Regions from separate parts of the Homo sapiens genome. Here all the other regions are linked to region 3. The links are chromatin contacts, found by Hi-C or POLR2A ChIA-PET in ENCODE. All regions are on one chromosome and are shown on one strand. The core of a region is the stretch at or near the end of the contact, and the rest is flanking DNA. Distances in the headings are between cores, read along the strand shown. Region 1 holds the start of WIPF1 (WAS/WASL interacting protein family member 1). Region 2 has its middle 48 kb from the start of CDCA7. Region 3 holds the start of SP3 (Sp3 transcription factor). Region 4 holds the start of MAP3K20 (mitogen-activated protein kinase kinase kinase 20). Region 5 overlaps MAP3K20 (mitogen-activated protein kinase kinase kinase 20). Region 6 holds the start of GPR155-DT (GPR155 divergent transcript).

Region 1 (3,716 bases), core at 958-3,457, 630 kb before region 3:
AATCTAATGCCTGATGATCTGAGTTGGAGCAGTTTCATCCTGAAACCATCCCCACCCCCTGCCCCCACTCCGTGGAAAAATTATCTTCCACAAAACCAGTCCCTGGTGCCAAAAAGGTTAGGGACCACTCCCCTAAGGGATGGAAATAGCCATGAATGGTATGTGTACTGAGAGAGAGAGAGAGAGAGAGAGATAGCTAGAGAGAGAGAGAGAGAGAGTGTGTGTGTGTGTGTTTGGGGTGTCTTACTTAGAGAACTTCAAAATAATTCTGAAAATACGTAGAGAAATTGTCATATCGCCCATGTTCTCTTTTTAGACCCAACTATAATTAGACTTCCCCAAAGATTCACTCAGGCATTTACTTAATAGTTGATCAAGTTTTCTGTTTTCCTGAGGGTTTGTATCGCGGGAAGTGGCTGATAGCTGTAGGCCTCCACCTCTGTCCAGCCCCATGCCTGCAGGTATTTATTTGTGACCTAAGTCACGGGTGGACACCAGGCCAGAGTTAGACAAGAGGCGGTCCCTGCCTTCAAGGGGCTCCAGGCAAAGCAGAGGACTCTCAGTCACTTATTCTTGGGTACTCCACTCCAGGAACTGTGCCCATGGCCTGGCATCATGAATCTGCTCATGCAATTAGACTCCTATCTCAGGGAATTTTGAGTTTAAAAGATCCTTAGACATCATCTGTCCCAGTACTCCCCAGTAGGAGCACTTCTGGTATTTTGGGTGGGACTGTCATAAGCACCATAGGAAATTTCCCATTCCTGGCCCCACCCACTGAATGCTACAGGCCCCTGCCCCCACCATTCCCACTCACTGCTCACCACCCCCAACAGCTACCTGAGTTGAAAATTACTCATCTAGCCCAGTTCCATCACTTTACAGGTAAGGCAATGTTAGACAACATACGTTCTTTTCATGCCTCTGGCCTCTGATCCTAGCAGAATCAGGACCCAACATTCAGATTTTACAATGAAGCTAGTTTCTGAAATATGCCTCTCTTTTAAATTCTTTGACTGTTACTGTTTTCTCAGAGTTATATACTATGTGTTGCATATGTAAGTCTGAACCTTTAAGATGGGTTAAGAAAAAATTATGAGCATTTTCAGATCGTTCTATACATAACTCAAGGTTTTGATAAAATGTTTTCTACATGTATTCCATTGCCATCCACCTCTTGAGTTCTTTAATAATGAGAAATCTGACTTTCTTCCTTCCACCCTCTTTATCTCTATGCTTTTGTCAAGCATCTTCTAGGAGAGTTACTGTTATCCCATTAAGTGTGGGGGACAGAAACATTTGGCATAGAAAGCTATGGATCTGCAGCTGACTTAAGCTGTATATTATTACCCTGACTTGGGCACCAAAATCACGTTTCAAAACTCATTTGCTGCCAAGTATGGTAGCTCAAGCCTGTAATCCCAGCAATCTGGGAAGCTAAGATGGAAGGATCACTTTGAAGCTAGGAGTGCAAGACCAGGCTGGGCAACAAAGCAAGATCCCATCTCTACCAAATATAAAAATAAAATAAATTAGCCAGGTGCAGTGGCATATGCCTGTAGTCTCAGCTACTCAGGAGGCTGAGGCTGGAGGATTGCTCGAACCCAGGAGGTCAGGGCCACAGGGAGCTATGATTACGCCACTGCACTCCAGCCTAAGTGACAGCAAGACTGTCTCTCTAAAAAAAAAGAAATAAATAAAACAAAACCAAAAAAAGAACCTCATTTGCCTTCATACACCTGACCTGCTCTCTTTACCTGCATTTGTAACTTTCTCCCCACACACTTGAATGCCCTGTAAATGAGAAGAAGCCCTTAGCCTAATGAAGCGATAAGGTAAGGTAGGTAAGAGCTTTTCTTTCTTGAGTGACTCTTTTCCCTATTACTCAATGGAATAGTCAGTATTTACAGTGATACTTTCAAATATAATTTTCCTAAAGGAATCTCAAGTTCCATGAACAGTTATTTTTGTGGGAATATCTAGAATAAAGTTGGACTCTTCACTGAGTGGAGGTGCTCATCTCCTCTTGTCACTGTACCAAATAGCTGTGTATTACACCTTGTGGGGAGGAGAAACATTTAATTTTTTTTAATTTAGGTTTTTTTTCTTGCTTGCTTCTTAAGCAAAACCAATCTAGTTTCTTTTTCTGCAGCAAAGGAGGAAGGAACAACAAACAACAAATTAATCAGACAGGAAGCGAATAACCACAGAAGGACGTCTGCCTCTGACTCAGTATGTCACATTTAACAAGAGGCCAGAGCTTGTCCAAAATGGCTGTCCAAAAACGACCCCACACTTGCGTTAGAAGATGATACCTTTTTCAGGGACAGTTTTCTCTCTTGGCTCCTGTCCCGCTGGCCCTCTGTCTGCCTGTGTCCCTGACCATGGCTCCCTGCAGTACCCTTTAACGGTAAGAAAAATTATATTCAAACTAAGTTTATTTCATTTATCAGCTACAGGGAAGAACTAAATGGCTTTTAATGGACCATAGTATGTCAAGATAAAGTTGTTTAATTTTTCTGTAGAGCACCATGTGAGCTATTCCTGTTGCCCAGAATGCTAGTTTCACCACTATGGTGATTGTGAATGATTCATAACTTATGCTTTGAGCCAAAATGTAAGCAAGATTTTCAATAGAATTTTTTTGACCACTGGACAAGTTTGGATCCACAGGAATTTATTTTCCCATTTAAATTGGGGGCTTATGTCGGTAAATATATCCTTTTGGTGTATGATACAGTTGTCCACACAACTGCCTTTGAATCTTTGGTGTGGCCAGCAACAATAAGTGCTTTAAAGTACAAGGAGCCATTGGAAGCTTCAAACGAAAATACCATGGAACTAAGCTGTTGCAGTTCTGTTGCTGCCAATGTGCTATTTAAGTTCAAAACTCAAACTAAACCATTTCTAAGCAGAGTCTTTTATAATACGATTTGTCTTTTAGAATAAGTCTATTCCTGTTATAACAGTGTGTGCACAATTACTATCGCAAATCAAATTCTACAGCATTAGTTATAACTTTATGTTTAATATGATTAATGTTTTGGCATAAAATATTGTGATTTTTAAAATTTCAAGCCATCTACTCAGAGGCTTATAGAGCAGAACTAAGGAAACTTTTTACATTAAAAAACTTTTTTCTAGAATATGTAGGAAGAAACAATTTGACTTATGTTCCTTTCTCCCCGTGAAGAAATATAAAATAAAGCTTTAAAAAACTCAGAAGGCACATATAACTTTAGTCACTAAGTACAAGTTTTTTGTTTTTTTTGTTTTTGTATTTTTAGTAGAGACAGGGTTTCATCATGTTGGTCAGGCTGGTCTCAAACTCCTGACCTCAAGTGATCTGCCCGCCTCGGCCTCCCAAAGTGCTGGGATTACAGGCATACAAGTTATTTTAAATAATTTAATGGCATAACTAGTATATGTAGTAGAGAATGGAGAGGTGGTAAATGAAAAGGCTACTGAAAGATTCTAACTAAGCAAAGTAAGACAGCTTGGTAGAGAGAAAGATGAAAGACTGGGGAAAGAATAGGACAGGACAGTGAGAAAGGAAGATGAGAAACTGGGAAAAGGTTTTGAGGTTGATCTGTGTGGAAATCATACTCTTACAATTCACTTGGACTACAGTGCTATGTGTTAACTTTATCAAGCTTTGTTCTTCTGTACTGGAATATCATCATGTCAAAACTCTTCCTTTTATCAGTCTAAGGTCA
Region 2 (3,488 bases), core at 350-2,849, 560 kb after region 3:
CAACATAAATGTGTGATCCATTTCTGTCTCCAGGAGCACAAATTTTAGGTATATTCGGACATCCATCCTTCCCCTTTCAGCCAGGAGCCATGCAGATGTGTAGGAATGGAGGAGTCATCATTTTACAGAAGAGGAAACTGAGGTTCAGAGAGGCTACGTGATGTCAAAAATCATAGCTGCAGGCCTGGCGCAGTGGCTCACGCCTGTAATCCAAGCACTTTGGGAGGCTGAGGGGGGCGGATCACCTGAGGTCAGGAGTTCGAGACCAGCCTGGCCAACATGGTGAAACCCCATCTCTACTAAAAATACAAAAATTAGCCAGGTGTGGTGGTGGGTTCTTATAATGCCAGCTACTCAGGAGGCTGAGGCAGGAGAATCGCTTGAGCCTGGGAAGCGGACGTTGCAGTGAGCCGAGATTGCACTACTGCACTCTAGCCTGGGCAACAAGAGCGAAATACCATCTTAAAAAAAGAATCATAGCAGACGTTAGGATCAGAACCGATCTACAGGAATGCAGAAGTTTCTTCACCCCTAGAACTTTGCTCTTTTATGCATACTCAGTATTTCTCAAGGTATGCTCCACAAGACACAAGTGCCTAGAACATAGGTGCTTTGTGGAAAGGAAAAGACAAAATGTCATGGTCGTCATGGTCAGATAAGTTTTGGAAGTGCTGGATCAGACAAATTTAAGTGGGCTTTTTCATTTGTTTGTTTGGACTGTAGAACTTATAGGACTTGTAACAAGATTTCTTTCCACAAAAGTTGGGGGAGTGGGGAATGCACAGATAGTGCCTACAGGCTTTCTCAGACTCTGACATCAGAACACTTTTTACCGCATGAAATAAATACCTGGGAGCCCCTTAGGGTCCAGCAACCTTTCACACAACGTAGCTTAGAAAATGCTGTGCCGAGCCCCTCTTTCTCAGCTATTTCATGGGCTGGAATGGCATTTGTCCACATTTTGTGGGGCTTCCTTGTCTCTCTGCAGATGCTTCTGAGCCAAGTCCAGAAGACGTGGGAAGTGGGGTCTCTTGGCACTGATGTAGCTACAGCACGAAGGTATTGTGTTTCTCCTTCCTAGGCACCCAAAGTGAGAGCAGCAGGGCGCAGCAGTGCCCAGAGCTGACTGATGGCATCAGGAAATCTAGCTCATCCCAACCACAGGCAGTTTTTAAAATTGGGGTTGTGGCTCCCCCTGCTAAAGGTATCCTCACAGGATGTCATATCAGAGCTCAGCCCCCGAGTGAGAAACAGTTATGCCTAGGGGTATGGAAGGGAAAAAGAGGAGGAAACGGGGGCTTTAATTTCCATCCCTGACTTTTTCCCGGCTGCCTTTGTAAGACTTTGGTCACCTGCTCCTAAAATGCCTCTTCAGCTGTGTTTCTACAGAGGTGTTAACTGCTTTCCTCACCGGGGACTGTGCAAAGGGAGACCTCTGTTTCTGGTTCAGCGACATTACCCACGGACCTTGTTACCAACCTTGGCGACCAGAGAACGCTGATCTCCAAAGGTCTAGACCCGGTGAAACAGCGTTCGGTGGCCACTGACCGGTTTCCAGAGTCAGAGCTCCCCCTGCTGGAATCCAAAGCACGTCGTAACCCTGTCTGGACGTATTTTATTCCACAAGACCGTGCAGCCCTGATTGAGTGAACTTTCCACCAGCCACTTTATCCTCATACACAGGCATTTTCCGAGGAGGACTTGAGCCGACATCAGTGTTTGGCCATTCGCGGTTCTCGCTTCCCCTTGGTTATTTCCCCTTCGCTGAAATATATTCTAGTTTTCCCAGCCCAGATCTAATTGGACTCCTCCGGGCTGGGAATTTAGGTTTGGGAGATTTCCCAAATTAAACCATGAAGTTTATCACTAATATAATTACATTTCTCAAATACCAGACCTTTTGCATTGCTCATCTAGATGGGGGAAAGGAAGAAAGGAAAAAGTGAGGAAGGGAGGGAGAGAGGGAGGGAGGGAGGGAGGGAAGGAAGAAAGGAGGGAAGGAGGGAAGGAGGAACAGTGAGTCCTGCTTTTCTATCATGGGATAATAACATGTCTAAAAAAAGTGTTTCCCTTAATTGGGACCCAGGGGACGGAGAGTAGAAAAATACCTCCAGAAAGTCCCCCTTCGGAGTGGGGTCTAGAGCACAGATGTTGGGAATCAGGTTTCACTCTGCTCCAACAGCTCAGCCTTTCCATGCCATAAGGACCCTGCGCTGTCTGCCGAGGAAAACAACGAACAGTAAACCTTTGCTCATTTCTAGCTTCATCTTCAGAGACCGGATTCTCCAGAATTCCTGTGGCTGAGTAATTCCATGTCCCTTGATTTGGGGAATTCCTCCTAGGTAAAGCTTTAACAGACACCATTCTATTTGAAATCGCAAGTACTGTGCATCTTTTCATTTGCTAAAGGAGAAGAAGAAGGGAAAGAAGGAAGGAGTAGAACCCAGTCAGTGTGAAATGTGTATCTCTCCTGTGGGACAGCGGCAAGGTTTTCTGCTGGTTTTCTAGATCAAACGAGGACTCCTTATGAACTACTGGCACAGAATTTCGAGGCTCTTTATGACTTAGAATTAGGGAGCATGTTGGCTGTGTTTTCCTCCTCCAAAGGTGGAATGTGTGGCCATTTTGGGGCACCTTGAAAATAAAAAATGGAAAGATACCAAATGCAAAAGCCTAAATAAAGGCATACCTCCTTCAACTCAGTAAATAATTATTCAGATTTACAAAAATGAATAAATAAGGGAGCAAATCTTCATTTTACAGAAGTATGCATACACCATGAGATTCCTTTACATTCCAAGTTCCCCTGATGCATAAAACATATGACTAGATTTACAAAAACTTGATTTACACAATTTTTTAGGAAAACAACTTTGCAGAAAGATTAGGTATGATTAGATGCTAGAAGAGCTCTTCTCTCAAGGGAAAACAAATGAGCTTAGCTAACGGGAGATGGTGGAGTTAATAACCAAAAAATTCTTCATGCCATTTGAAAGAGTTGATTTCAATATTGTGAAGTTCTTAAAGATTTCTTAGGCAACTCCAAATGACTGCTTACAGGCATGGGAACAGAACTCCTGGAAGGGACTGCAGCAGGAAATGGGCAGTGTTCAACCCTTTCTGAACTCAAGGGTTCCAGAAGAGAGCCCGTGAGGCCAAATGTGTCAGCTAGGAAATGATAGGGTCTGCCCCCTGTAGGGCAAAGGGAACCTGTACGTTGTCCTTGAAGGACTGACATATTCCTCTCTCCTTCTAAACGCCAGTCCTTCCACTTCTATGAGGATAAATACTGGAGAAAGGAGAGAAGAGGAGGGGAGGGGAAGGAGAAAGGGAGGAGAGGGAAACCTGTGTGGCACTGAGGGCGTTTGGCTGAAGCTAAAAGAAGAAACCTAATTCTAAGTGAATACATTTGTTCCAGAGAGGTCTAAGAAGACTCTCGGAGCCTTGCAGCCTGGAGCTGGATTTTCCTCTGAAGCCCTGCCATGCAA
Region 3 (3,722 bases), core at 882-3,381:
ATTACAGGTGTGAGCCACCACGCTCAGCTAGGCTATTTTTTTCTTTTTCAGAAGTGTTTTTTTTGCTTGTCAAAATGGTCTGCGGACGTGCCGTCCCCACCCCCCAAAAAAGAAAGAAAAAAGACAATTCATGTCTCATATCATTTGCCAATTGGTATCAATGAAGAAACGAATTTAACTCCTGTGGCCAAGTACTTTGCTCTCAAGGTGGCTGGACTAACACTTTGCAAAAAGGGTATGGCGATAGCGTAGAACATATCCCCACTCCTGAAAAAAAAAACAAAACAAAACTGAAAATGCCTGAAATATCCTTTCTAGGGAAAGAGCTACCTTCCACCCAAGAGATCCGGGTAGGAACAGAGTGATAATAGTGACTTCCCTTCCTCCCTCCCAGTCCACTTATTTTCACCTGTCCCGCTCTTCAAGGCACCCATCTCTTTTTCCATTTTCCCCACCCCAAATCAGGTTATTTTGTGACTTTTATTTCCTTAAAAGTTTTTGTTGTAAAATAGTACATAGGTTATACGACTCAACTTTGAAAGTGACTTTTCCACTTAAATATGAGACTACAAGGACTATTAGAAGAGATGAACCCTATTCTTGGACTCAGAATTTTGAGTCTCGTTTCCGCATGTTTGTGGTTTTTAGGTTAATTCCCTGGAAATTTGATCTTTGTACAATTAAGAGCAAAGTAACCATACAATGTTTCTGATCCTGTCAGCATAGGCGGTTAAGTGCTTTGGAACTGGGATGTAAACTCAGTATCTCACAAATGGATTACCTATTAAGTTAGGACACACAAAATCTGGTTAAAGTGCTTGGACTTCACAACCTCATCCACCAGCACATCACATATCACACAAAATATAATAATCACAGTAATGGGAAAACTGAATCTTGAGCCAGATTTCTAAAAAACAGGTATTGTGGACAGTGTTTCCACCTCTTGAATTTAACTTCTTTCTTGGCAACTATACTTGAAGGTAACAGGGAGAGATGTCTCTTAGTTGGCAAAACACACACTTAAAACCTGAGCATTTTCCCCCAGGATGACAGCAAGATACCAAGGATGCCAAAGAAGGAAGGAGTGTTAACCTAATCCAGTAAGAGAAACAAGATTTTAAAATACAACAAAAATGTTCCAATGGGGGAAAAAAGGTAGTTCACCGGTTCACGACTTTAAAAAACGTTGGCAGTGGTTGATGGGCTTATTTCAGGAGATATCTGACTTGGTACCAAGAGGATAAAGAGGCCGGGAATAATACGTTTGTGCAGCAAAATGGTTATGTGACCGATTTTTTAAAACACAGAATTCTGCCCCACTGAATACATACACATACCACAAGTAAAATGAAATATACTTTTAAGTGCCCGTTTTGGTGCCACTGGCCAAAATTAAAACTCTCCTTCCGTATGTGAGGTGACTTGAGATTTCTTTTTTGCTTTAAATGCCTGCCTTCAGGGTACGTGAAAGTGGGAGACCGGTTGGAAAACTGGGGCTAAGGGGGCTGGGAGCGAGATGGCTGTGACTGAATCAGGAAGCTGGATGTGAGAGAGAAAAATCCTCCTCCAGCCTCGGAGGGGGTGTCTCCCCTAATACCAGCTCCCTCCCCCCGGGCTCGTGGGGCGGGTCTGGTTTGCTCAGTAGCGGCAGCGGCCGCAGCAGCAGCCCCGGGGCTGAGCAGCGGTGGCCTCCTGGCAGCGCAGGGAAGCGGCGGCTCCAAGAGCGCGAGGCCCTGGGGAGATCCGGCCAAGACTGCTGCCGGGATGGAGGAAGCGTCCAGTGGAGCAGGAGTCACCGGGGACGAATTTCCTCCCCAGCTCAGCTCCCCTACAGCTTGGCTAGGCCTGCTCCGAGCGCCTGCAAGGTGGAGGAGGCCTGCGCCTCGGGCCTGGCAGCGGCAGCCGGCGAGGGAGGCGGGCACAGCGGGGTAACCGGCGAGCCGTAGCCGCTCTCGAAAACCTACGCTGCCACGGCCGCTCATTGTCTCTCCCCTTCCACCCGGGGGCAAACAGGAAGCGCGCCGCCTGGCAGACCGACGGACAGGCGCCTGGACCAATGAGCACAGCCGACAAAGAGCACGGCGGCGAATGAGAGCCAAGAAGAGGGGCGGGAGTTCCGGGCGGGCTGTCACCCTCTTCCCCCCTTTTGGGCTGGAGGCTCCACCTTTTGTGTTTCCCGCACAGTCAATCAAAATAGGAAAAAAAAATCCCCGGACCGCTCCGGCCGTGTCCGCCGCCGCTTCCCGCATCCTCTCCCGCCGCCGCCGCCTTCGCTCCTCACCATGTGTAAGGCGGCGGGGAGCCCCGCCTGAGGTGCCCTAAACACACTATGACCGGTACGTAAAGCCGAGAGAGCAACCCTTGCTGCTGCCGCCGCCGCCGCTGCCGCCGACCACAGCCAGCCCGGGGCCGCTGCCGCCGGTCTCGGCCCCGTGTGTGCGACCGAGTGTCTGTGAGAGGCAGAAAGCTGCACTCCCCTGCGCCTCCCTCCCCTCCCCGCCAGCCACCGTCCACCCCCGAAGCCCCAGCAACGCCGTCTCCCCGCCAGGCCCCGGGGCGGGCGGCCCGGTCCGCCGGGAGCGCATCCCCCTGTGTGCGGGCGCGGGCGGGCGTGTGTGAGTGACTGACGGTGCGAGAGGAGCGAGCGCGAGTGAGAGCGAGCGGCGCGAAGGGAAAGGGGAGGAGAGGAGAGGGGGCAGGGGCAGCGCGGGGAGGAGGAGGAGGAGGGAAAGAGGAGGAGGAGGAGGGTTACAGGCAGCGGCGGGCGGGGGCAGCAGCAGGAGGGGAGGAGGGAGCCGCCGCCGCCGCCGCCGCCGGGGGGCGGGTGGGGGAGGGGAAGGGGCCTGGGTCCGGGCTTTGGGAGTAATTTCGCTTCGGCCCGCGGGCCCCCTCCCTCTCCGCCACCCGCCTTCCTCCCCACCCCCACCCCCCCGCGCTGTGCCTGCAGCTCCCGAAAAGCCCGTGAAACAAGAGGAAATGGCTGCCTTGGACGTGGATAGCGGCGGCGGCGGTGGCGGCGGCGGCGGCCACGGCGAGTATCTGCAGCAGCAGCAACAGCACGGAAACGGTGCGGTGGCGGCGGCAGCGGCGGCCCAGGTGAGGAGCGGCTGAACCCCGGCCCGGCTCCCCCCTCGCGCCGCTTTCTCCTCCCCTCGCCTCTCCCCTCCCTCCTCGCCTCACCCCTCCCTCCTCGTCTCTCCCCTCCCCTCCACTCCCCTCCCCCCGCCCCGGGAGCTGCCCGCCCGAGGCGCCAACGCTCCGACCCCGCCCGCGCCGCCCCGCCTCGCCCGCCTGCCGCCTTTTTGTGCGCGTGTGAGTGTGGGCCCCAGCGTGCCCTCCCGGGGGTGGGTTCCGGGCGGAAGGCGGAGGCCCGGCGCGCAGCCCGCCGCCCGCCTGCCCGCGGACCGGGGAGCCGGGGTGCTTGGAGCGGGGGACGCCAGGCGTGGGCTGGCGGCGGGACCAGGAGGAGGAGGAGGAGGAGGAGGAGAGCGCGGGCTGGCGCTTGCCCGGGCGCAGTCGGCGGGGACCGAGTCGTACTTCCTGTGCGAAAGGCGGCCCGACCCTAACCGCCACCCCCTCCCCCTGTCTCCCTCTCTGAACCCGCCCATTGGGGGTAGGACACTCAGCCGTCACCGCTCGCTCTGCTGGCCGCTACCTGCAGCAAGATAGGGCCGCCATCGCCGGGCGACGACGAGGAGGAGGCGGCCGCCGCAGCCGGG
Region 4 (3,650 bases), core at 290-2,789, 890 kb after region 3:
TTTTTGGAAAATTGAAAAACAAGTGAAATTTCACTGTGGAGATAGGCCTACTACAAAGAGGACATTAACTAGCCTTGAATCACTTGTTTATTTTTGTCTTTAAACGTGTTTGGAGGTTTGGATCCACTAAATCCTAGCTGTTCATTTCAACGAAGGTCGAGGAAGCAAGAAGGCTCTTCCAAAACAGCTTCGGGGTTAAAGAAGGAGTACAGTTTTCAACAATCTTAAGTCAAACATCCTCAAATTCACTCTGTAAGACGATTCTCACACACCAGTATCGAGAGCTGCTTACTGTACCATACTTGGAATGGGCCCCTAAATTGTGTTGCTTTCATTATTACAGAAACTAACAAAAATAGTAATTAAGTTCCCCATAAACAGTACTTATGCGCGATCTCAAAGCGCATCAGAAACATAACATTTTCAGCGATCTAACAGAGATAACTTTTTAAAAAAATTTTTTAGGCAATCGGATGTCATCTAGCCAGTCCTGAATTAAAGTTTTCTGAAAGCTGTCATGGGCAAGCGAGGCCAGACGAGGCGACGGCCTGGGTAAGCACTTCTGGGCCTGGTGCAGGTCTGGGAGCCCACAAAAAGCCGCTGCCTGAGGGTCGCCAAAGGAGACATCCCCGGCTCCGGTGGGAGGAAAGGGGGAAGCCCGAGAGGGCGGGCGCTTCATGCTGCCCAAGCCCGGGGCAGGAAGGGCGGGGAGCGGTGGCTCTGGATACATTTACGCATGTTTTTAAAACTAATCTTTAGTGTTCATTGTTCCTGCTGGTTATTCGCATGGCCTAATTGTGTGAGGAAAACAGAATGAAGGAAAATGGATGGGAAGCAACACCGCTCGCGGTCGAGTTCTTAGAAAAGCAGAAGTTCGTCGTCCCTCCTCGCACGCACAGCGAGTGCTGGGAAGTGGCCTGCACCCTACCCTGATTTGGGGGCCTCGCGGTTCGCCTCCCGACAGTGCCCCAGTCACCCGCTGCTTGGCCGGCTCTGCTGCTCGCGGAGCCCCTGCCCGTGCCGCACGCCCGGGACCGCGAAAGCCGGGGCCGCTCCGGCCTGCGCCCGCGCCTCCAGGCGCCAACTTCTCCATGGGACCGGCCCGAACTCTCCCGAACCGCACTTGGCGGCGCCGCGGCCAAGGTCCCGCGAGGACTTCCCGGGCGCCGCGAACGCTCGCTCGCTCGCCCGCCCGCTCGCTCCGGCCGCCGCCGCCGGGCGGGCCCTGGGTCGGGGAGGGGAGCCCCGAGGAGCCTCCCGAGGCCGCCTAGACTCCCGGGCTCCGGCGGAGCCTCGGCCCCGAGACGCAGGGACGACTCGCGAGCGCGGCGGGCCTCGCCCCCTCCCTCCCCGCCCTCCGCGGGCTCCAGCCTGACCCCTACCTGGCTCCCGGGCGGGGCGTGAGCAGCAGCCGGGGGCGCGGAGGCCCCGCGCGCGACGAGGGCGGCGGGGGTTGGGACGACAGCGGCCCGCGCGGCTCCCACGTTTCCGCTGCAGTTAGGAGTTGAACATTCCGCCTCTCTGCACGGCGCCAATGAGGAAGACAGTCACGGCAACAGCACCACCTACCTCCCGGCGCGAAACGGCTGGGCCGCCCTCCCCTCACACGCGCGGGCGAGCGGGGCGTGGGGAAGGCGCTCGGGCCTCCCTGGCCTGCGCCCGGGGGGCACCATCCGCCCCGCGCCCCGGCACCCGCCGAGGCCCCCAGACACACCTGCCTTGCTGTGGGGGGAGGGCCGTGGGGGTGTTCCCCCTCGCCCCCAGCACCTTAACTCATCTTTTTGACAAATTAACACCACCTGCTACTCCTTCAACTCAGTCTTCAACAAACAGGCGCTGGGGACGCAAAGAAATAGAGGCTGTTTTGTGCCCCGCAAGAGTTAATTCTCTAGTTGGGAAAGGCACAAACGTAGAGATTTCTGGGAACATAGGTCTGAAGGCTGCCTCTCTAGAAAGATCAGTAGGTACCTCTGGAATTTTGAGGAGGGGCCGTGGTCTGCTGCTCTAGTTGCTAATTTTAACAGAGCAGAATTCAGAAGAGGAGCCAGAGTCCGTTACAGGCCTAAGCCAAAGGTGGAGGTGGGCGTTGGGAAGAAAAGAAATTTCTGATTGGGGAGGATGGTTCTGTGAAGGAAAAGTGAGAGGAGGTTGCAAGGGCATGGGCAACATTATTCAGGATTTTGAATTTGAATTTTATTATCCATGGACACTGGGAGCTGTGAAAAATTAGAATCAAAGGGGTGAAATGGGGGTTTGTGATTCTGTTTAAATGGTAATTTTGAGAGAGTAGTCCACAGTAGTTGTAGGTTGGGTTGCTAGGATGGAACCAGGATGAGTAGTAGATATTGTCACCACCCGGTTGTGGGATCATGAGGACCTGAGTTAGGATGTAGGAAATGGAATTAAAAAGAAGAAATGGGCTGGGCATGGTACCTGTAATCCCAGCACTTTGGGAGGCCAAGCTGAGAGGATTGCTTGAGACCTGGCTGGGTAACACAGTGAGACCTCATCTCCAAAAAAATCAGAAAATTAGCCTGATGTGGTGGCATACATCTATAGTCCCAGCTACTCGGGAGGCTGAGGTGGGAGAATCGCTTGAGCTGGGGAAGTCGAGGCTAAAGTGAACCACAGTCGCGCCACTGCACTCCAGCCTGGATGAAAGTGAGACTCTGTCTCAAAAAAAAAAAAAAAAAAAAAAAAAAAAAAAAAAGAAGAAATGGAATTGAGAGAAATATTAAACGTTTCAGCAAGAGGCCACAGAAATTGGTAACCCACAAGATTTAGAAGAGAAGAAGAAGAGAGATGATGCCAAGATCTCAGACCTGGATGACTGGAAGAATGATGGTGTCATTGACAAAAATAGGAATACGTGAAAGGGAAGCTGGCTTCATGTTGAGTTTGAGGTCATAGGAGTAAAAACAGGTAGAGATGCAGCAACTGAAATATGAAACTGAAATTCAGGAAAGAGGTCAAGAGTGAAATAGAAAATTTGTAAGTCATTCAATAGGTTAAAGATATGAAAGTTGAGGGATGAATGAGTAGAGGTTAAAAAACAATTTATTAGTCTGATTAATTTGCCCTTTGATAAGGACTGGAGATTTTAGCATTAATAAATTTTATTTTGGTAACTGAGAAATTAGAATTGATGAAAATTGCCATGCTAAAAAAATGTATAATGCAGGTCTAATAAAATAATTCAAATAATTCCATCCTATCCATTCAAGGAAAAACTAAGGCTCTTTAGCATAGACCCCAGGCATAGGAAGACTCCAGTCATTTTACCTTACCTTCAGAGGCACTTGTTTGTTTTGGAAAGGACCCTAGACTGAGAGTCAGAGAACCTGACTTCTGGTCTTAGAGCTACCAGTTATCAGCTAGAGTGCTTTGCAGGATAGGCCACAGTTTCCTCCTCTGTAAAATAAGAGGGACTAATTAGAAGTTAGTTGCAGGTTCCAGCTTTAAAACCATGAATGTATTGCTTTAAATTTGGAACACATGGCTTAAGAGCATCAATATTTTTAGCCACATTGCCCTTGCTTCCCATCCCTTTGCCTTCATTCTGTTTTCCTCACATAATTAGGCCAAGAGAATAACCAGCAGGAACAATGAACACTAAAGATTAGTTTCAGAAACATGCTTAAATGATAATC
Region 5 (3,217 bases), core at 121-2,620, 750 kb after region 3:
GGCACATTTTGATGCTGTGAGTGATGAACAAACGTGATTGTCTGCCTCTCTTATATTTCAGCCCGTGAGACACACATTAAACAACTAACTGCCGAATTACTTCTTTTTTTTTGAGACGGAGTCTTGCTGTGTCGCCCAGGCTGGAGTGCAGTGGCGCGATCTCAGCTCACTGCAACCTCTGCCTCCCGGGTTCACGCCATTCTCCTGCCTCAGCCTCCCAAGTAGCTGGGACTACAGGCACCCGCCACCATGCCTGGCTAATTTTTTGTATTTTTAGTAGAGATGGGGTTTCACCGTGTTAGCCAGTATGGTCTCGATCTCCTGACGTTGATCCACCTGACTTGGCCTCCCAAAGTGCTGGGATTACAGGCGTGAGCCACTGTGCCTGGCCCGAATTACTTCTTAATTCCAATAGCAGCAAAGCCTATGAAGGAGATGCTCTCAGAGCACATAAAGTGGAACCTGATCTGGCCTGGGGTCAGGAAGTGTTTCCCTGCAGACGTGTTATTCAACTGCCATGTGAATGATGAACAGGAGTTAAGGTGGGGTGTGACGGCAGGCGTGGTACACAGCTGAAATGGGATAAGCTTCAAAGAGAGGAAACTGCTTGTAAAGATCCTGAAAAGGGGAGAAATACGCATCTGTTGAGGGACTGAAAGCCAGAAATTAAGGGGAGAATGATCTTCTTAAGCTGACACTGGTGAGGCCACAGTAATGAGGGTCTGGTGAGTCTTCTTAAGTATTCTGGTCCTTTTCATTTCTTGAGAATGATTCTTGCTCTGTCACCAGGCTGGGCTTGAACTCCTGGGCTCAAGTAATCCACCAGCCTTGGCCTCCTGAAGTGCTGGGATTACAGGCATGAGCCACTGTGCCAAGTATTCTGGTCTTTGTCTTAAGAGTAATGGGAACTCATATATGGATTTTAAAGGAGAATGATCTGATGACATGTATACTGATCTCTTACTGCAAAAAACAAATATTACTTAAATGTTCTGTTTTGTTAATTATCTCAGCCCAGAAAAAAGTCCCTTATACCTAGACTTGAGCTCACTGTATAATTTTTGTATCCCTAAATAAAAATTCATTTACCTCACTAGCCCTAGATAAGATATTTCAAAGGAATAAAAATAAATAAGGTTATTGTAAAACAACAAACAGAAAGCCCAAAGAAGTATCTAGTAACAGGAGTAAACAACGCAGTAATTTTCAAAGTGCATGCAGTATTCATTTGGCATCAGCAGATGGCGTAAGGCGTCATGTTACTGCCCACGGCTATCGGGAGCAGAGATGAAGTTACCTAAATCTCCGCTGAGTCAGGGGGGGAATAATGTCAGCTTCCAAACATGCTATTTATAGTCATGCATCATGTGACCTGGCTCAAATGTTTCATCCTGGGTTTACTCTTCCACTCATGCAATACAATTTTCTCATTACTAAATTTATTTAACAAGCTTTAATAGGATTTATGATATCAAGTTTTCTTTTAAGAGTATTTTTGATGTCTCCCTATCCCCCTTCACTAGCAGACACAGTGCTCAGCGAATTTCAAGGTAAACAGTATTCTTGTTTCTTACACAACAGAGGACAAAGCTTCCTAACAAAGTAAACACAGAGAAATGTCTGGTAACCATCTTTTGTCTCAGAAGACAGGATTTCAATTTTTTTTTTTTTGAGATGGAGTTTTTCACTCTTGTTGCTCAGGCTGGAGTGCAATGGCATGATCTCGGCTCACTGCAACCTCTGCCTCCAGGTTCAAGTGATTCTCCTGCCTCAGCCTCCTGAGTAGCTGGGATTACAGGCATGTGCCACCACACCTGGCTAATTTTTTGTATTTTTAGTAGAGACAGGGTTTCTCCATGTTGGTCAAGGTGGTCTCAAACTCCTGACCTCAGGTGATCTGCCTGCCTTGGCCTCCCAAAGAGCTGGGATTACAGGCGTGAGCCACCGCGACCGGCCTCAATATTCTTTTCAAATACTTACACAAGGCAACAAGCTTGGAGAAACACTATTTCTTGCTTATGAAATGCAGGACTTATAAGAGTTCCAAAATCATAAAAAAAACCTTTTCTTTTTCCCTAAGCTATGGTCAGAAATCAGGACTGTCATTCAGATCTCTGGTTCACTTCTTCATTGAGACGAGTGATGGTCTTTGAAAGCCAGACGCTGTGGCCTGCTGTCGGGGCTACCCACCTCCACTCCGCCTTGTTGTGTAGGAATGAGTTACACTTGTCAGGAAGGCTCGTGTCATTTGACATGGACTCCAGGATTGAAATGATTTGCTTGAATGATGGCCGTTTCTGAAGAAGAGAAAATAAGTAATCATTCGCTGGGACTTAAGAAAGGAGATATTTAAGAGAAAACGTAGATACTACAAGCATAGTAATAAACTCAACCCACCATAACAAAATAAAACATGATACAATGTCCTGATGTAGTTATTTTACAATCATCAGATCACTCAGGTTTAGGGAGCTCTATTCTTTATTTTCGGTGAACTATTCACAAGGAGAGATTCAGATGCTGTTTTCTATCGTGTGGCCTAAGGTTGGGATAATTCATGTTTTTTGTCCAGGAAGGGAGAAAACTAATTCTCTCTTTTAAGAACTCCTAAAAGGAAACAGTGAAGTCCTTTAAAAATCTCCGTGATAAAGCCAGTAAAAAGTTAACAGTAGACTGTGTGTGGTGGGATGTTAGTGTTCACTGTAAAATTCTTTCCACTTTTATGTTTGAACATTTTTATGATAAAGCGTTGGGGGGAAATCTACCTATCAATCTATTGGAACTAATAAAATTTTCCAAATTGGTTTGTCAGAAAAAAAAATTCAGGTACTATGCTGATTATCTGGGTGAGGAAATAATCTGTACTCCAAACCTCCATGACACACAATCTACCTATATAACAAACGTGGCCATGTGCCCCTGAACCTAAAAGTAAAGTAAAAACAAGAAAAAACCCCAATTTTAAAGCCATCATAACTTCACTGTTCTCAATATTTATTTTCTGTTATAATTAGCTTTAGTGCTAAGACACTGTAAGGTACTGTTCACTAGAAATGAGCAGTGGTTAAGTGTGTTTCTTGAGCTGGCAGTAACTATTCTAGTCTATCTCTTTAGACTCTAGCCAAGGTTGAGACAAAAGGTTAAAACAAAAAGAGAAAGATAATAAAAAGGATGATGCACATTCTCTCTTCATCATGCCTCGTAATTACGCCATTAC
Region 6 (3,668 bases), core at 871-3,370, 520 kb before region 3:
ATTTTTAGTAGAGATGGGGTTTCACCATGTTGGCCAGGCTGGTCTCGAACTCCTGACCTCAGGTGATCCACCCACCTCGGCCTCCCAAAGTGCTGGGATTACAGGCCTGGGCCACTGCGCCCAGCCTAATTTTTGTATTTTTTGTAGAGATGGGGTTTTGTCATGTTGCTCAGGCTGGTCTTGAATTCCTGGGCTCAAGTGATCTTCCTGCCTTGCCTCCCAAAGTGCTGGGATTACAGGCGTGAGCCACCTTGCCCTGTCCTTCCTCCTCTTTAGCCCTATCAGTAACTGAGTCTCATCAGTTCTCCCTTTTCCTGTCTCTCAGGCCTATTCCATTATTTTTACTGTCATCACCCAAGAGTAGGTCTTCATTTCCTTATGTCTTGGTTCTTCTCCAAGTCACCACACTGTTTTTCTTGCCTTCAGTCTCTCTTTCAACTAATCATGGTACAGCTTCCAGATTACACACCCACAAATAGTGTGATCATTCTGACATGTTCCTGTGGGGAAAGAAAAGTTACATGTTTTACTGTGGCCAAAGGATAAGGTTCAAACTAACCCAAGGAACCTCCTACAGGTTGACCGTAACTTACCTCTGCAGGCCTATCTTCCAGTATTCCCCTGATAGTCAATGCTCAATAAGTATTTATTTAATTGAATTAATCTTCATACTTCCTAAACAAAAATCCTTTTAGCCTTGAGATAATTTAGATCTTCAATTTTTTTTTTAAGTAGTCAGGTTCAAGGGAAACAAAGAAGGCAGTTAAAAGTGAGGAAGACAGAGAACAAAGGAGAAGCAAAGAGAACTGGAGCAGGATCCATGCCTTTTATAGCTTTAATTTCTGCTCATTTTTCCTGCTAAGTTTCAGATCCTTTAACCTACCCTTAGCTTACTGTAATTTTTCTTAATAAGCCACACAATTTTGTATCTTTGCACTAAGATGGCCGAGATGATAGGAAGACACGGAAATTGCCATACAGAAATGTTTAAGATGCAAAGCAAGATAAAAGGTTGTAAACAAATGCTTGTAGATATCTTAAGTGGAAACATATATAAATATTTTAAAATTTGAAATAATTTTTATTTCAAAAGGCTAACTCAATTGCAGGATTTCTTCAGGTTTCAAAGTGGAGCACCATATTTGGGATACTATATATAGGTTTGTTGTCTGATGCCCATGGCAAGTTAATACACTGGGACACCAGGTTGCAGAAGAGAAAGAGGTTTAATCATAGGGCCACCAAACACAGATAGGAGGAAACCTCAAATTCGTCTCCAGGAGGACTTTGAGTCTCAGGTTCTTAAGGGTTTTAGAGTGGTCCCAAGTGTGGAGATCATTAATTGGCTGAAGAGTACAGGGCGAAGTCATGGGACAGCGAGATGAAGAAGCTGTATTCTCATGCTGATTCCCTTCTTCTGTGGCAGGGGTCTTCAAGCTGGCTGGCATCAGCTGTTTCGCTGGAATTTGGCGTCTGAAAAACATTTTAAGCAATTCTTAAAAAGCCTTACGACTCTTAACATCAGAAAGCCTATCTATAGGGACAACGGGATACAAATGTACTATCTAGCTCTACCCGACTTTCGGGTTACAAGGAAGTGGGTCAAAGTGTAGCCTGATTAATGCTTAATTATATTTTTGTCCAGAATTCTTATAAACCCTGTGAGGATAGTTTCAATACCTTTATTTCAAGAAGCTTTGGAAGTTTTCCATCAATGTAACCAGTTTCAGTATACTGAGTGGACATGCATGTAGTTCCCCACCCCCACCCCACCCCCGTACCGCAATAGAATAGAAGCAGTCATGGACGGGGCCCAGATTCTAAAACAAGCTCAGGGCTAAGGGTTTACATTTTAATCTCTTATGTAGGAACGTCAAGGTCACACTGCCTTGGTGAAGGTGGAAGGCAGGATTTTGACCCAGGTCTGATTCTAAGCCCTTGCTTTAAAACTCTATGCTATAAAAAGTCCTGGGCTAACCGGGAGCGAAACTGGCAGATCACACGAGGTTGAGGTTAAGCGGAAAGACAAGTCTGCTCTGCGTCTGTACTTGGGAAGAGGAAAAAAAACTGGACATCCCCCACGGCGGCTACCATTTTGTGGGAGCAGGGAAGCCGGAAGTCCCGCCCCGGAGGATCGCGGCTGGGAGGCTCCCAGCCGGCAGGGCGGGGCCGGGTACCCTGGGGCTCCGAGGCTGGAGGAGGGGGCGGGGACTGAAGGCGGGGTTGGGGAACGTGTGGCTCGGAGGCCCGAGGCTGTGGGTGGGGCCTGAGGGCGGGACGGAGACTCTGGGCTCAAGGCTCCTGGAAATGGGCGGGGCTCGAGGGCGGGAAGCGGCCCGTCTTGCTGGAAGTTCGGGGCTGGGGGCGGGGTCTGAAGGCGGGGCTGGGAGGGAGCGGGGCCTGAAGGCGGGGCGGGGGCGGGGCCTCGCGGCCGGCGAGGGGCTGAGCTGACAGGGCCGCATCGGCTTACCCCACCTTACTTTATCGGAACGTGCCTAAGCTGCTGCAGCTGGCACCCGGTTGCGCTCGGCGAAGAGGGCTGGGGGCGGGAGATGACGGTGGTCTTCTCCCTGCTTGGCACCCTGCGAGCACCAGCTCCCTTCTCCTCGCCACTCCAAGGTTGCAGACGAAGCAGGTGAGAGGGGCCCCTGGAGCGCGGACCTGCTGGGTCCTGGTTCTCCCTTGCGGGCACGGGGTACCCCTGCCTCTGCCCCTCAGGCCTGGGCACGTGGGCAGCCGCCGACCCTCTGCGCCCTGGCCCCGCGGCCCGTTGTCTGGACCTGCTGTCTCTGCCCCGCAGCGCCTGCCTGTGGAACGTGTGAGATCACCCGGGAAGGCTCGCGCGGGGGAGGGGGTGTCTCGTCCCCTCCGGAGACAGAACTGCCATCCCTAGTTTGGGAAGCTCCTCACTGCACGGGCGTCCACCCTGTCTTTCTTAGACTCTTCCCTTTATCCCGAGGGTACCCTCAGTATCTGGCCCTTCCGAAGGCTTCTGCCCAGGCACCTGGAGCACTGCGCCAAATTTTCTCCCTTACCCGTTTTTGGGGTATGTTAGTTACCATGACGTTGTGACTCCCGTGCCCTGGGAAGACTAGCGACCACCTTTTTCTTACGCCAGGCAAAGACCCCTGGCTGCCTTTCCACTTCCACAGCTGCCTTCCCAGGGGTTGGCTGGCAGCTGCTCTCCGAGCAGCCTATTCGGTTAGGAACTCTCTGCGCCCCTTATCTTGGAGGGCCACAGTCTGTCCCTGCAGACGAGGCAAGGAGGCAGTGCTCAGCGCTCCCTACCCTGGGTCTCTAGGGAGGACATTTGGCGCCCTGCAAGTAGGTAGGAGTGGGTGAATGGTGCGACTATTAATGTTGAAGAGTGCTCTAATAGTACCACACTGTATTACACTTATCCCACGGGATAAAGGATGTTGGATGTTTGAGAAATAGCCTGAGAGTTTAAAGCTTTCTCTATGAAGTTAGTCAACCCTCGCCTTCCCCCCGCATTTTCACTTAATAGCAGTTATTTACAGTATCAGTGGTTCGTTTATGTGATCTAAGCCAAATGTGATGTGGCTAGAAGCGGTTTGTAAGTACAGTAGCATTTCTTCAGTTCGTGCCTCAGCGAGTGGTCTTTTACTGTGAACGTGTTTGTTCTGTAACAAGCTTTGTTTTTATAG

The links. A loop is a pair of places that touch in the nucleus more often than their neighbours do. ChIA-PET counts read pairs that join two places held with the same protein, here RNA polymerase II (POLR2A). Pooled maps may share reads with other maps.
Region 1: a map of OCI-LY7 shows a loop between it and region 3 (6-fold over the local background). The contact joins the promoter of WIPF1 here to the promoter of SP3 in region 3. A Hi-C loop is called at or near these places in 9 of 168 maps with a recorded cell type or tissue (B cell, CD4-positive, alpha-beta memory T cell, CD8-positive, alpha-beta T cell and 4 more), 18 of 37 single-sample maps with no recorded cell type and 17 of 50 pooled maps. POLR2A ChIA-PET finds 5 or more read pairs at or near these places in 5 of 52 experiments (activated B cell, activated CD4-positive, alpha-beta T cell and activated T-cell).
Region 2: a map of IMR-90 shows a loop between it and region 3 (13-fold over the local background). The contact joins the enhancer-like site here to the promoter of SP3 in region 3. A Hi-C loop is called at or near these places in 4 of 168 maps with a recorded cell type or tissue (IMR-90, PC-9, chondrocyte and 1 more) and 13 of 50 pooled maps. POLR2A ChIA-PET finds 5 or more read pairs at or near these places in 3 of 52 experiments (A549, WTC11 and activated CD4-positive, alpha-beta T cell).
Region 4: a loop to region 3 is called in a map of ascending aorta, with 2.4 times the contacts of the local background. The contact joins the promoter of MAP3K20 here to the promoter of SP3 in region 3. A Hi-C loop is called at or near these places in 1 of 168 maps with a recorded cell type or tissue (ascending aorta), 1 of 37 single-sample maps with no recorded cell type and 8 of 50 pooled maps.
Region 5: a loop to region 3 is called in a map of sigmoid colon, with 3 times the contacts of the local background. The contact joins the enhancer-like site here to the promoter of SP3 in region 3. A Hi-C loop is called at or near these places in 1 of 168 maps with a recorded cell type or tissue (sigmoid colon) and 3 of 50 pooled maps. POLR2A ChIA-PET finds 5 or more read pairs at or near these places in 2 of 52 experiments (H1 and activated T-cell).
Region 6: a loop to region 3 is called in a map of gastrocnemius medialis, with 7 times the contacts of the local background. The contact joins the promoter of GPR155-DT here to the promoter of SP3 in region 3. A Hi-C loop is called at or near these places in 6 of 168 maps with a recorded cell type or tissue (CD4-positive, alpha-beta memory T cell, CD8-positive, alpha-beta T cell, gastrocnemius medialis and 2 more), 11 of 37 single-sample maps with no recorded cell type and 22 of 50 pooled maps. POLR2A ChIA-PET finds 5 or more read pairs at or near these places in 2 of 52 experiments (H1 and activated CD8-positive, alpha-beta T cell).

What each region holds. Positions count from the first base shown.
Region 1 is chr2:174,596,295-174,600,010 of GRCh38, reverse strand. It overlaps WIPF1 (WAS/WASL interacting protein family member 1), which reads left to right and starts at 2,207. Exons shown (of 8, transcript NM_001375834.1): 1 at 2,207-2,410. RefSeq lists an enhancer at 2,005-2,184.
Region 2 is chr2:173,400,667-173,404,154 of GRCh38, reverse strand. No RefSeq gene overlaps it. Among named protein-coding and RNA genes, the nearest start is that of CDCA7, 48 kb to the right of the region's middle. RefSeq lists a silencer at 1,490-1,659. Within about 2 kb of position 1,599, at least 2 of the 41 ENCODE cell types and tissues checked have a DNase peak (open chromatin) inside an H3K27ac peak, as active enhancers do.
Region 3 is chr2:173,963,782-173,967,503 of GRCh38, reverse strand. SP3 (Sp3 transcription factor) reads left to right here and starts at 2,131. Exons shown (of 7, transcript NM_003111.5): 1 at 2,131-2,339; 2 at 2,951-3,099; 3 at 3,621-3,722. The coding sequence starts at 2,333. RefSeq lists silencers at 1,884-1,953, 2,454-2,733, 3,064-3,553, 3,684-3,722 and enhancers at 2,794-3,616, 3,617-3,722.
Region 4 is chr2:173,073,735-173,077,384 of GRCh38, reverse strand. It overlaps MAP3K20 (mitogen-activated protein kinase kinase kinase 20), which reads right to left and starts at 1,539. Exons shown (of 20, transcript NM_016653.3): 1 at 1,383-1,539. RefSeq lists silencers at 975-1,714, 1,795-1,844.
Region 5 is chr2:173,208,809-173,212,025 of GRCh38, reverse strand. It overlaps MAP3K20 (mitogen-activated protein kinase kinase kinase 20), which reads right to left. Exons shown (of 20, transcript NM_016653.3): 10 at 2,191-2,297. It overlaps MAP3K20-AS1 (MAP3K20 antisense RNA 1), which reads left to right. Exons shown (of 8, transcript NR_033882.1): 6 at 2,081-2,379. Among named protein-coding and RNA genes, the nearest start is that of MAP3K20-AS1, 72 kb to the left of the region's middle. Within about 2 kb of position 1,370, at least 10 of the 41 ENCODE cell types and tissues checked have a DNase peak (open chromatin) inside an H3K27ac peak, as active enhancers do.
Region 6 is chr2:174,485,840-174,489,507 of GRCh38, reverse strand. It overlaps GPR155-DT (GPR155 divergent transcript), which reads right to left and starts at 2,120. Exons shown (of 3, transcript NR_183819.1): 1 at 2,092-2,120; 2 at 594-1,473; 3 at 1-500. GPR155 (G protein-coupled receptor 155) reads left to right here and starts at 2,479. Exons shown (of 16, transcript NM_152529.7): 1 at 2,479-2,635. RefSeq lists silencers at 2,339-2,518, 2,782-2,964 and an enhancer at 2,859-2,928.